2 separate regions of the Homo sapiens genome follow, and region 1 is linked to region 2. Evidence: read pairs that join two places in POLR2A ChIA-PET (ENCODE). Cell type or tissue: Panc1. All regions are shown on one strand.

What was found. Peaks named below come from ENCODE experiments on the same cell type or tissue, not always from the same donor. Only the 100,000 strongest peaks of a DNase experiment are listed, where the experiment ranks them.
Region 1: POLR2A ChIA-PET joins it to region 2 with 8 read pairs; 2 of 35 experiments call an interaction of 5 or more read pairs at or near these places.

The regions. Positions count from the first base shown.
Region 1 is chr4:129,724,060-129,726,559 of GRCh38, reverse strand. LINC02466 (long intergenic non-protein coding RNA 2466) reads left to right here. Exons shown (of 5, transcript NR_110753.1): 5 at 771-2,389. Among named protein-coding and RNA genes, the nearest start is that of LINC02466, 46 kb to the left of the region's middle. In Panc1, no CTCF peak of the experiment used is centred here; no DNase peak of the experiment used is centred here.
Region 2 is chr4:129,326,815-129,329,314 of GRCh38, reverse strand. No RefSeq gene overlaps it. Among named protein-coding and RNA genes, the nearest start is that of C4orf33, 230 kb to the right of the region's middle. In Panc1, no CTCF peak of the experiment used is centred here; a DNase peak (open chromatin) is centred at 1,002.

The DNA.
Region 1 (2,500 bases), 400 kb before region 2:
CTATCTGGAAGAAAATAAAACAGAATCCTTATCTTGGACAATGAATAAGGAATAACTCCTCATGGATTTTAGCTTTTGTGGAAAAAGTGAGTAAAATCTTAAGAACTAGGAGATGACAGGTGTATCATATATTACAAATTCATAGTAGGGCATTGACACGGTTGTGGGGAGAGACAATATAGGTGAAAGGCAAACAGAGGAGGAAGCCAACTGACAAAAAAAAAGACATCTAAAGAGTACGTATGATATAATATCATATAGATGTACAATTGTATATGATTATATATAAATGTTAATGTAACAAAAACAATTATTTGCACATGAGTCTCTTTCATGTCATTTTCGTGCCTTTCAATTTTTGTAATCTTTAGTGATAAATGAATAATATTTGAACATTTATATAAATTACTGTGAATTACTAACATACTCATATTGCATAGAACACATAGTATAGAGAAAGATGCTTTTAGATACCAAGTTCTTAACTTTTTCAACATGTCCACAAGTTGTTCAGTATTATTAGATGTTCATTCAAACTCTCACTTGCCTGGAGTATCTCTGATCCCTATTTTATCATCCCTCATCTGTTCTGTGCTGACAGCTCTCCAGTTGAATTTTTCTTCTCCTTGCAGTCAAATTTTAACAATCTAGTTATCTTTTTCTCTCTTTATTATTCATCTGTCTTAAACCAAATGAGAGTTTCTTTTTTTTTTCCGGTGGGACTTACTCTCCACACTTTTTAAAAATGAAAGTAAATTTCTTTATTACAGAACTGAATTGAATTCAAATCAAAAAAGGTCTGAACCTCATTTAAAAGATGGTTTTGTAACTGAAGAATTGAAAGGATTTCTTTATGAACTAGCATCATCTTAAGACAAAGGATAAGGACCCTGAAGACAGCATTATAGTGAATCCCAGAGGTGCTCTCCAAAATGGTGCTAATACAGCCAAGAATACAGGTATGAGGAAGGATGTGGAAGGGTACCTTACAGGAGAAAGCACCACTTATCCACCAAGATGGCAGAGGCCTTCTTTTCTGACCCGTGGTACAAAAAGAAAACATTATAAGGAGAGACAATAGGCAAAAAAGAGCACACGAGAAGAAACATAGAATGAAAGAAAAGAGAGGGTCAAAGAGAAGAAAAATAAGATCACATGAAGGTGATAATACAATTTTATATAGAACACGGCAATTTGCAATCCACAAGCTGATCTAATATTTAATGTTTAAGAAATCCAGGCTGTGTAAATAAATTTTGGAAATGAGAACTCTCCAAGAGCAGACTCAAGGTGATCTGGGCTGGATCTTACTCCTTCCATGTCTCAGGTGGCCCCAGGAGGACAACATTGTCAAATAAAGTTTAGCCTAAAGCTGACTCCTTACTTATTTTAAGTTCAGCCTAAAGATTTATCTGTACATCATGAACTATAGCCTAAACGGAAGTATAAACAGGCTACAATCTACTCTTGTGCCAATCACTGAGTTTTGGCCAATCGATTGCGGTCAACAGTTCAAATCATGTTTGAATAAGACAAATGCCGAGCTGTTACCAATCTGGCTGTTTCTGTACCTCACTTCTGTTTTGTGTATGTCACTTTATTTTTTCTGTCCATAAATCCTCTTCCACCACGCAGCTGCGCTGCAGTCTCTGAGCCTACTCTGGCTCTGGAGGCGGCCCGATAGGCGAATTGTTCTTTGCTCAATTAAATTCTTAAATGTAATACGGCTGAAGTTTTTCCTTTAACAGTATACAACTGTGAAGTGGTTTTATCAGGCATCATAGGTGGAGAAATAGTAGACCAGAAGTGCAAGAGGCATATGCAACACCATTCCCTGCTGTACCAGTATTATCCAGTGACACCTTATCTGGTTATTAACCAAAGCTGCTTTGGCATAATTCCAGTGGCTGAAGTGAGAGGAAGCGAGGATATGGCTGACATTCTCCAAGAAGCAGTGACTTCAGAAGATGACTGGCATCTTGAACTTCAGGAAAATGCTTGGCCTTTTTAACTCTGAAAGTCTGTTTGAAACTCAGAAGAAGAAAATTAGGTGAATACAAAACTGCTGCCAAACTTAGAAACTTGGTTAAATATCCTGCAGAAAATATCATGGGCTTTTCAGAGTCCAGTTAAATATCTACAGATTATATTTCCAGTTTCATACCTGGGGCATTAACTCTATTCATTTTACTAGCTTTAGTGAATTTTACTTCTGGAGCATAACATTGCATTGAAAATGTGTCCTCTAACCTATGATATTTATGTATCGTTTAATATGAAATTTATGAGGTTCCATTTCTGATTTCCAAATGGATGCAAATTAGAACACAGGATATTTACATTCTTTCATTTCTAACCCACATACATAAAGTTTGACTTTAAAATGCCACTGTTCGTGTCTGTTTCATAGAAGCTCTAGGTATTTATACGTCCATTGTGTCTCTGGCACACTCTGAATTCCAGTTTTTAATCTAATATTGGGCAGGAATTGGCTATAAAA
Region 2 (2,500 bases):
GAAATGCTGTCTCTACTAAAAATACAAAAAAAAAAAAATTAGCCGGCTGTGGTGGCAGGCACCTGTAGTCCCAGCTACTCGGGAGGCTGAGGCAGAAGAATGGCGTGAACCTGGGAGGCGGAGCTTGCAGTGAGCGGAGATGGATGGCACCACTGCACTCCAGCCTGGGCAACAGAGCGAGACTCCATCTCAAAAATAAATAAATAAATAAATAAATAAATAAATAAATAAATAAATATAAAGAAGAAAATACTTATTTTGTAGCAATTAATAGCATAAGCTGTACATTAAAAATGCCCTGATTATGAATCTCAACTCCACTATTTAATGCCTCTGTTAATTTAGTCTAGTTACTTAACTTCTCTGAGCCCCATCTGTAAAAAATTGGGGATTTCTAGAGAAGACTAAAAGATAATCCACCTAAAGTATTTGGCACTCTTCCTGTAAAGTAGTAAACATTCAATAAATGCTCATCATAGCTTTTAGGCCTGTATCCCAAGATCTCTTCCTTTCCTCGCTTAGAATTACACTTTTAGGCTTTTCTCTACCACTTAACACAAAGAAGCAGAAATATATAGAATGTTAGGTTCACTAACATTTATAACTTTCTAATTTTTATGTGTTGCTCTTATCTCTAACAAGAAATCTTCATATCCTTGTAGGTAGGTTAAACTTAAAACTTACCCTTCCTATGTGACTTCAAGAGTGACCAGCACCACGCCAGTGTACCTCAATGTCATATGATTGGCCAAAATGCTACACAGCAACATAACCCAGCCATACTTTGATCAGATTGTCAATAAATGTTTTGACTACAGGTCAAAAAATCTAAGCTGGCACATGGACAGCCGCTTCACCATCAGTCATACTTCCTGTGTTGTAGCAACTCTTCCTGCAGCATAACTCTGCAGAGGATGGATGTGTCAACACAATATTTGCCTACCTGATACACGGTGAGCTAAGATAAAGCAGGAAGAAAGCCCAGTATTTCTCCTGACCATGATTTCAAATGAAGCCACGTCACTGCAAATGATGAAGGAACAGAAGCAATCTAGGATACAATCCCCAAAGTAAGTTGACTCATATTGAGCAAACAAGCCATCTGTATTTCAAGACCAAAAAAAAAAAAAATTTGAATCACAAATAGCAACAAATAACAAATAGCTTTTGCCTCATTATGTTATGATTACTGGAGGAAGTATTTTAGATAACTAACATACCTACACAATATCCATCACATGATGTTGTAAAAAGTATTATTTTATTGAACATATATTGGCATTCCATTAAATATAATTTAAGTTCAGCAAAATATTTTAGAGAATCTTTTAAGCTGAAATCTGGCCTTTATACATATGCATGAACTCATCTTTGAAGAGCAAAAGGAAGGAGAAGTTTAATAATTTCTCACTTCTGTTTTTTCTCATTTGCCAGCCCCTTCAAACTGAGAAATTGCAACATTTTTTTTTAAAAAAAGGATCTCTTTATCAACATCATGTGCTTCATTCCCTTCATGAAGGGGAACTAGTAAAGTTTGAGCTTACCACTTTACCGTCATCGCACTGCAATTATAGGGTAAAAAAAAAATGAATACTCTGGTCCAAAGAACAAGGTATTATTATGTTTAATGTTGTTATTTGGGCAATTTGTTTTTTTTCTTCAGTCCTTAATCAAACTTTAATCAAGCCAAGAGCCTAAAGCAGAGTCTTTCGAAAAGAAAAATGGCCAAATGCACATGTACAATCACCAGCGCCAGGTGAGTAACTCTTCTCTCTTGTTCAGCAGATTGTGAGCCCTGATAGTACATCAGACCTCAACTTTCTCAGTGTGCTTTGGCAGCAAAGAGAGGCAATGCAATTTTAGGCCGTGTACACAAATGCATCTGTCACAGAGTAGGGGAAGAACGCCCTGATGTTGCCCTTAGGAAACATCATCCAGCATGAAATATGGTGTGCTCTTCCAGCCCTTACAAATCAGGAAAGTTTTGATCAAAGGGGGAAGAGCTCAGAAGGGAATCACAAATGTGGATGGAGGAAGAGCAAAAGTTTTTAAAGACCGTGGCAGACATTCTGTGGCCAGACAATGACTAAGAGGTATGGGAAAGCGTTTATGAGCAGAAGGAAGCAGTAAACATGCAGGAGAAAGAGGGATCGTTTGGGGTGCACAAAAGCAGAATAACAGCAGTAATGAGATGAAATTGAGCAAAGGAAAACTTAGGCAGCACATCAAGGAAGAGTTTGCTAACAGCAAAGCCTATTAGACTGCCAAATGGCCTCTCAAGGGAAAAGGATTGAGCTCCATTGCCTGGGTCATTTAAAACAGGACTGGACAAAAGCACTCAAGGAAGCAGTGTGGTGAACAAGCCTGCCCTGGCAGGGGAGAGTCAAGATGACCTACCAGTTATAGTTCTATCCCTCTAATTTTTGTGATATATAACATCACATCATTACATTGCCTCCAAATGGGCTGCTCCTTAGGCTGCGGTTATAATGAGAGTGGA